Regions from separate parts of the Homo sapiens genome. Here region 2 is linked to region 1. Evidence: read pairs that join two places in POLR2A ChIA-PET (ENCODE). Cell type or tissue: OCI-LY7. All regions are shown on one strand. Each heading gives the region's core, and the rest is flanking DNA. Links, peaks and the distances in the headings are about the cores only.

Region 1 (4,386 bases), core at 313-4,312:
TTCTGGGCACCTGCACCATCCCCAGTGAGATCCTATCACTCACCACCACCTCCAGGGCCCTCGAAGAGAATTCAGGGATCTGTGAACTTGGACTGGGGGAAAAAAAGGGATGTCCTGATTTTCACTAACCGCCAACTGGAATTTGGCATTTCCTTCCCTTACGAGCAGACGTGGGAAACCACAGTGGCAGTAGCTGGACGGTGGCTTTGTCAATCAGAAATCCTTTGTCCATGTCTCTTTACAGTGTCATAGAAAGAGCATTCGTCCTCTTCCTGATTTCAAAATTACCATAGTTGGCTGGGCATGGTGGCTTGCGCCTGTAATCCCAGCACTTTGGGAGGCTGAGGAGTTTGAGGCCAGCCTGGGCAACATGGTGAACCCTGTCTCTACCAAAAATACAAAAAATTATCTGGGTGTGGTGGTGTGGGCCTCTGGTCCCAGCTACTCAGGGAGCTGAGGTGGGAGGATTGCTTGGGCCTGGGTGGTGGAGGCTGCAGTGAGCCATAATCATTCCACTGCACTCCAGCCTGGGCAACAGAGTAAGTGCCTGTTTCAAAAATAAATAAATAAACAAAAACCAAAAAGCACAGCTGTCACCATATCAAACATTCAGCTATTAAATATTTTAATGACTTTAGTTTAATATAATGTTTTACTTTAATGCTATACAATTTCATTTATAAAGGTAAATCTAAGGCTGGGCGTGGTGGCTCATGCCTATAATCCCAGCACTTTGGGAGGCTGAGGTGGGCGGATCACGAGGTCAGGAGTTTGAGACTAGCCTGGCCAACATGGTGAAACTCCATCTCTACTAAAATTTAGCCAGGCATGGTGGTGCGTGCCTGTCGTTCCAGCTACTCAGGAGGCTGAGGCAGGAGAATTGCTTGAACCCGGGAGGTGGAGGTTGTGGTGAGCTGAGATTGCCCCACTGCACTCCAGCCTGGGCAACAGAGCGAGACTCTGTCTCAAAAAAAAAAAAAATATATATATATATATATATATACACACACACACACACACACATGAATCTAAATGTATAATAAAAAAGGGATCTATGGCACAGGAGCTGATCAGAGCCCCGAACTAGGCCCAGGTACTGTATTCTTACACACTTCTACTATTATAGCTTTTTACAGTGAGGACCACAGTACAGCTGGAATAGCTTGCCCAATTCTAAATGGCTGAGCCAGGATTTGAACCCAGGCAGCTGGCTCACCCTTGAGCTCTAAGCTATTCTATCTGTGGGAACCCAGTGCCCAAGCCCCGCCCCCAGGAAGAGGATCCTGGGGTCTGGGAGGCCCCGTCACACACACCATCCATCCTGGGGACCTGGAAACCTCCTGTCCAGCCCAGGGCAGGTCCACCTGGCTGCCCCAGCCAGAAAGGAGCCAGGGCAGCGTTTACAATGTGTGAGAATTCTCACCCCGCAGCAGTGGCAGTCAGAGTAGGCTCCCAGCTCCCAGGCCCCGGCTCTGCTGGAGGTTCTGCAGTAAGCTGAAAATGAGCTTCCTCTGTGGGGCCCCAGGAGGCAGGAACAGCCGGTGGGTCCTGGAGCCTTATCATCCCTTATCGTTGATTCACCTGACCTTCTGCTTATCTGTAACTCAGGAAACCTGTCCTCTGCTAGCCAGAAACCAAGTCACCAGAAAGAAAGCTGAGGCTTTCTTTGTCTTCCACGGCCTGGCTTTGTCCATTCATTCATTCACTGCTTGAGCATTTCTTGAGCACCTACTGTGTGCTGGGTTGGGGGCAGAGGCTATAGCTGTGAACGAAGTCCCACCCTCACTGAGCTCACTGGCAGGTGGAGGAGACAGACAAGAAACAAGTGAACCAAAGGCATGCAAGATAATAAAAAGAAATAAGTATCTTTGCCAGGGGCAAAGAGAAGGGCCAAGGCAGCAGGGCTTAGACACATGGTCTGAGAAAGCTTCTTTAAAGAGGCGATCTTCAAGCCCCAGCCTAGCGGAAGTGAGGGAAACAGCTGCAGAGACAACAGGGGTAAGAAAGTGTTCCAGGAAGAGGGAACGGCAAATGCAAAAATCAACACCTGGCTACCCTGAGCTTCACTTCTGCCTTCTCTGAGTCTGAGTCTGAAATTGGTCCTTTGGGCCAGGTGTGATGGCTCATGCCTATGATCCCAACACTTTGGGATGCCAAGGTGGGAGGATCACCTGAGATCACGAGTTCGAGATCAGCCTGGCCGAACATGGTGAAACCCCCGTCTCTACTAAAACTACAAAAATTAACCGGGCATGGTGGGGGGTCCTTGTAGTCCCAGCTACTTGGGAGGCTGAGGCAGGAGAATCACTTGAACCCAGGAGGCCGAGGCTGCAGTGAGCCGAGATTGTGCCACTGCACTCCAGCCTGGGCAACAGACCAAGACTCCATCTAAAAAAAAAAAATAAAAATAAAAAAGAAAAGGAAAAAAAAGAAATTAGGGGTTTGCCCCTTCCCCAAGTCCCATATCCTGGAGGGTCACCTGCCTTCCCCTTCCTCCAGTCATCCTCTCATGCCTCCTCTCTCCTTCCAATCCAAGGACCCAGGGTGTTAATTATATATGCAACCTGTGCAGCTTTTCCCTTCCCTTCCCTTCCCTTCCCTCCCCTCCCCTCCTCGCTCCTCTCTCTCTCTTTTTTTTGAGACAGTCTCACTCTATCACCCAGGCTGGAGTGCAGTGGCACAATCTCGGCTCACTGCAACCTCTGCCTCCTGAGTTCAAGTGATTCTCCTGCCTCAGCCTCCCGAGTAGCTCGAACTACAGGTGCCTGCCACCATGCCTGGCTAATTTTTGTATTTTTGGTAGAGACGGGGTTTCACCATATTAGCCAGGCTGGTCTCGAACTCCTGACCTTGTGATCTGCCTGCCTTGGCTTCCCAAAGTGCTAGGAGTACAGGTGTGAGCCACTGTGCCAGGCTCTTTCTTTCTTTCTTTTTTGAGACAGAATCTCGCTCTGTCGCCCAGGCTGGAGTGCAGTGGCGCGATCTCGGCTCACTGCAACCTCTGCCTTCTGGGTTCAAGCGATTCTCCTGTCTCAGCCTCCTGGTGACTGGGATTACAGGTGCACATCACCATGCCCGGCTAATTTTTTGTATTTTTAGTACAGACAGGGTTTCACCATGTTGAGGAGGCTGGTCTCAAACTCCTGACCTCAGGTGATCCACCCACCTCGGCCTCCCAAAGTGTTGGGATTATAGGCGTGAGCCACTGCGCCCGGCTCTTTCTTTCTTTTTTGAAGCAGGGTCTCGCTCTGTCTCCCAGGCTGGAGTACAGTGGCATGATCACAGCTCATTGCAGCCTCAACCTCCCAAACTCGAGCAATCCTTCCACTTCAGTCTCCCGAGTAGCTGGGACTACAGATGCGTGCCACCATGCCCAGCTAATTTTTAAATGTCTTGTAGAGAGAGGATCTCGCTATGTTGCCCAGGCTGGTCTTGAACTCCTGGGCTTAAGCAATCCTCCTGCATCGGCCTCCTAAAGTGCTGGGATTACAGGCCTGAGCCACTGGGCCGGGCTTGACTTTTTGTTTCTATGTCCCTCTGCCAGGGGCATCCGTCTGTTGCCTTGCCTGGGATGGAAACCCAGGAGTCAAGAAGCTAGTGGCTCCTGCCCTCTGTTCTTCGTTGGGCTTCTGACACAGTGCCTGGCCCATCCGCACTTGACAGATGAGAAAACTGAGGTTCAGAGAGGTACCTCGGGGTGGCTCCAGCCCCACCATGGCAGCTCCGGGCTGGGCACCTGCAGGTCCTGGGCCCTTAACTTTGATCTTATTAATGACCTCCACTTTCAGGGGCCGCTCCAATTTCTAGTGTGGTTCAGGTGTCCCCTTAGGCCATGGGGCACGGCCCTGGCATCTGAGTGTGCCACCGTCTCCTGAGTGTCTCAGCCTCAATTTGTGGTCCATGGGGCGGACCATCGTGTTAACAGCATCCGTAAGTGACCGGTGTCGCTGGTTGCTCCCGTGTCCTGGGCCCCAGGCCGCAATTTAGTCCTGCCGCCCCAAAAGGGAAGGGCCTATTCAGCGGAGGAGGTCAACGAGGCCAGGGGAGCTTGGCCCTGAAGGCGTCCTCCCAGGGCGGGGACGGTGAGGGCGCCTCCTGCTCCTCCACCTGCCGGCCGGGGCGCGCGGTGGTCCCGGGAGGGCCGGGGAATGCGCGGGGGTGGTCGCCGCCCCCAGCCCGGCTCACGTTTCCGGCCCGGGCCGCACAGCCCCCGCCGCCCCCTCGCCGCCGCCGCCGCCGCTGCCGGCCCCCTCAATAAGGCGCCTCGCCTTCCACCTCCGAATTTTCCACGCAGGGTTAGCCTGGCGACGCGCTGTCTGCGGGCCCCATAAAGGCGGCCGTGTGCTGCATTCGTCTCGCCGGGGCCGCGGCCTGGAGGGGCGCCCG
Region 2 (4,386 bases), core at 66-4,065, 1.1 Mb after region 1:
TTTTCCTACTGCAGGCATCTTGTGGCCATATCTGTGTTTGTCCATCTCTCCTTTATTCTTTCTCTATTTGTCCCTATTTCTCTGTCTGTCCCCATTTTTGTGTCCCTGTGGTCTTATGTCTCGCTTTCCCTCTCACTGTTCTCTCTCTCTCTTTCAGTTATGGTGGCCAGATTTAGAAAATAAAAATACAGGATGTTCAGTTACATCTGAACTTCAGATAAACAACAAATACTTTTTTTAGTAAAAGAGGGTCCCATGCAATAATTGGGATGTGGTTATACTAAAAAGTATTCACTGTTTACCAGAAATTCGAATCTAGCTGGGCATATTGTGTTTTGTCTAGCAATCCTACTCCCAGTGCCCCTCTGTCCAGCAGCTGTGCTAGACTACTAGACAATTTTTAAAAAAATTTTTAAGGCAAAGTCTTGCTCTGACTGTCAGGCTGGAGTGCAGTGATGTGATCATAGCTCACTGCAGCCTCGAACTCCCGAGCTTAGGCAATCCTCCCACCTCAGCCTCCTGAGTGGCTGGGACTGCAGGTAAGCACTACCACACTGGCTAGTTTTTAAATTTTTTTGTTGGGACTGAGTTTCACCATGTTGACCAGGCTGGTCTGAAACTCCTGACCTCAAGTGATCTGCCCGCCTCAGCCTCCCAAAGTGCTGAGATTACAGGAGTAAGCCACCACACCCGGCCTGAAATGTGTATTTTCCATGTGTACTTTAAGACAAAACTCAAATACAACCCCCTCAATTCTGAGGTCAGGGCTAGGAGGGGTATTCGAGGCAGAAGCATCATTTGGCTGGGCCTCATATGAAGGAGGAGCCTCAAATATAGACTTTTGGAATTCTCTACAAAGGAGACAGCATGTGTGTGTGTATGTATAATATAGCTGCATTGTGTGTACATGTGTGTTTTATGTATTTATTTATTTACGTATGTGTGTATTTTGAGACAGAGTCTTGCTCTGTCGCCCAAGCTGGAGTGCAGTGGCGCTATCTTGGCTAACTGCAACCTCCACCTCCCTGGTTCAAGCAATTCCCCTGCCTCAGCCTCCCGAGTAGCTGGGATTACAGGTGCCCGCCACCACACCTGGTTGATTTTTTTGTATTTTTAGTAGAGACTGGTTGCGAACTCCTGACCTCAGGGAATCTACCAGCATGTAATTTATAATGTAAATTATATTCTGCTTATTTGTGTTCTTTGTGTCCAGCTGCACTAAAAAAATGTGAATTTCTTCAATGTAAATATGTAACACACCGCAGTTGTGTGGTTTAAGTTGTGGGGTTTATTTTTGTCCCTGTGTCTTGGTTTGGGCTCCCCCAAAAGACAACCCTATGACAGGGATTCCCATATATTTGGGTGGTGATCCCAGGACCCATCAGCAGGGATGTGGGATGGAGCAGGGAAGAGAAGGGAAGGCAGCCAATGCAGGTGTGACACCAGCTGGTGACCTCCGAGGGCACCAGAGTTCAACCCCACTGGGGAGCTGGGGAGCCAATGTAGACCCGTCTGAGTTACCCCAGCTGAGGGATTAGGAAGCTGGGATGTTCATTCGCCAGGTTCCCATCTGCCATTGCATAAGGGCTGTTCTAGGGACATTAACTCTGACACTTGGTCCTGCACTCAGACTGCCAGCCCCTAGAGCCCCAGGGCCAGAACATAGCAGGTGCCCTCAGACAGCAGCTACCTCCAGTGAGTAGAAGTGAGTGCCCAGGGCAGACAGCTGGGGGCACCAACAGTGTCTGCTACACACTGTTTCGGTACTTTATTGGTTTTAAATATGCCAGACTCTAGGCCTGAGTGCTGTCTCTGGCTGCAGATGTGTGTTCAGCCAAGACGGGGCAGACCAGAAGTGCCAGATGGTGAACAGCCTGGGGAAAGCCCCACAGGGAAGAACAGACAGCGCTGTAGGGTTCTCTGCTCAGTTTCCTAGAGGTGCCCTGGGGACTCAGCCTCAGGTGCCCGCAGAGGTGTCTGGCTGGATGACCCCCTCAGGCTTCCTTCCCTTCCCAGTTTCACTTCTCCACTCTTCCACTGCTGCTTCCTGGAAGCACCCCCAAATAAACCATTTGCACCCAAATCCTTGTCTGAGGATGTGCTTCTGGGGAACCTAACTGTAGTGGACAGATTCATATTAGACCCCAAAGATTCCAGTATCTTGAGCCCCTAGGATCTGTGAATACGTGGCCTCACGTGGCAAACTTTGCAGATGGGATTAAATGAAGACTCTTGAGACGGGAAGATTATTCTGGATTATCTGGGTGGGCCAAATGTAATCACAGGGGTACTTAGGGAGGCAGGGAGGTCAGGGAGAGGGAGGCAGGGAGGTCAGGGTCAGAGAAGGAGATATGATGACAGAAGCAGAGGTTGGGGTGATGCCGTTACTGGCTTTTTATTTTTTATTTAACAAGGGAGCCTTCAGAATGACATTACCGGCTTTAAAGATTGAGGCGGGGGCCAGGCACGGTGGCTCAGGCTTGTAATCTCAGCACTCTGGGAGGCTGAGGCAGAAGGATGGCTTGAGCCCAGGAATTTGAGACCAGCCTCGACCCTGTCTCTATAAAAAATGAAAAAATTAGTCGGGCGCGGTGGTACACACCTGTGGTTCCAGCTACACAGAAGGCTGAAGTGGGAGGATTGCTTGAGCCCAGGAAGTTGAGGCTGCAGTGAGCAGTGATTGCACCACTGCACTCCAGCTCAGTCTCAAAAAAACAAACAAAAGATACTGGGTGGCCAAGAAGCATGACAAATGCTCCTCACAGGTAACCTTTAGATAAGCCACAGGGAGAAGGAGGGCCCTTCCAGGTGAAAGGAACAGCATGTATAAAGGCATGGGAGCTAGACTGGCCAGGAAGTGGGTTGGGACTGTGGGTTTTCCTTGGATAGAAAATGGATCAGGAAAATGAGGGGATCCAGGGTCAGGGAAGTGCTGGTGGGAGTTTAAGACAAATGAGGTGGAAGGGTTTAAAAAAACTGGAGAAGGCCAGGCACAGTGGCTCACACCTGTAATCCCAGGAGTTTGAGAGGCTGAGGCAGGCAGATCACCTGAGGTCAGGAGTTCGAGACCAGCCTGGCCAACATGGTGAAACCCCGTCTCTACCAAAAATACAAAAAATTAGGCATTGTGGTGGGTGCCTATAGTCCCAGCTACTTGGGAGGCTGAGACAGGAGAATCGCTTGAACCCGGGAAGCAGAGGTTGCAGTAAGCTGAACTCCAGCCTATGTGACAGAGTGAGACTCCATCTCAAAAATAAAAAAGAATTGGAGAAAATTAAGAGAGGAGCCAGCTGGGTCAACGTGATTAGGCATTGTCAGGGTCCCTCCTCTCCCGTGGCCACCATCTCGCAGTCTTGAGGTAAATCAGCAGGACTTGTTTTCCGAGCACTGATCACAACCACCATAGCAACCCAGCTCATCAGAGCAGGATCTGGTTGAAACAGGATGCAGTGAAGAAACAGAACATGGCAAAGAAAGTGACCTCTAGTTGCCCTCACTGCTCGTTAGCACAAAGACGCTCCCACCAGCACCCTGACAGTTTACAAATGCCATGGCAACAGCCAGGAAGTTACTTTATATGGTTTCAGAAACTCCTCACCCTTTTTCCAGAAAGTTCTGGATAACGTGCCTCTTCATTAACATATAATTATAAGTGGATATAAATACAGCTGCCAACAACCCCTATGCCCAGGGGTTAGCCCTGCTCTGCAAGGAGCAGTACCTCTGCTGTTGCCGTACACTGCTGCTTCAATAAAAGTTGCTGTCTAACACCACTGACTTGCCCTTGAATTCTCTGCTGGGTAAAGCCAAGAACCCTCCCAGGTGAAGCCCCAGTTTTGGAGCTCACTTGCCTTGCATCAGTCTGGCTTGGCTCTCCCATGCAGAGTTCTTGGTTGAACACAGCAGAGGCAGACCCAGGCAGAGATCTCCAGTAGCCTCCTTCAGCATCATTCTTTCTTTCCTCTTTAGCAACATAACTCTTATTTTTAGTTGAGGACCTAACCGCTCAGCTAAGGACTGCTCATTCCTGCCTTCCTTGTACCTAAGCGTGGTCTTGTGATTAAGTTCTAGCTATGAGATATAAGCAAAGGATTAGGAGGGACTTCCAAGTGGTTTCCTAAAAAGGGAGGGGCATGTTTTTCTTTAACCTTTCCTCTTCTCTCCTGGCCAGAATGTGAACACAATGGCTGGAGCTTGGGCAGCTATTTTAGACCCTGAGGCAATGTGCCACGTGGAGCGGAGCCAGAGCACCAAGACACAAGGATACTGGGTCTCTGAAGACCTGGTGGGACCTGGACTGCTGAGTTCTGTACATTTTTCACAAAGAGAAAATCAACTATCTTGTTTAAGCCACAGTTGTTTGGGAGTTTTCTGTTGCATGCAAAC

Evidence for each region. ChIA-PET counts read pairs that join two places held together with the same protein. Peaks named below come from ENCODE experiments on the same cell type or tissue, not always from the same donor. Only the 100,000 strongest peaks of a DNase experiment are listed, where the experiment ranks them.
Region 2: POLR2A ChIA-PET joins it to region 1 with 5 read pairs; 1 of 35 experiments calls an interaction of 5 or more read pairs at or near these places.

Annotation. Positions count from the first base shown.
Region 1 is chr20:50,009,960-50,014,345 of GRCh38, reverse strand. No RefSeq gene overlaps it. Among named protein-coding and RNA genes, the nearest start is that of SCREEM1, 18 kb to the left of the region's middle. In OCI-LY7, for the core only: no CTCF peak of the experiment used is centred there; DNase peaks (open chromatin) are centred at 1,505 and 1,985; H3K4me3 peaks cover 1,270 bases; H3K27ac peaks cover 2,535 bases.
Region 2 is chr20:48,909,717-48,914,102 of GRCh38, reverse strand. No RefSeq gene overlaps it. Among named protein-coding and RNA genes, the nearest start is that of ARFGEF2, 9.8 kb to the left of the region's middle. In OCI-LY7, for the core only: a CTCF peak has its summit at 1,790; a DNase peak (open chromatin) is centred at 1,782.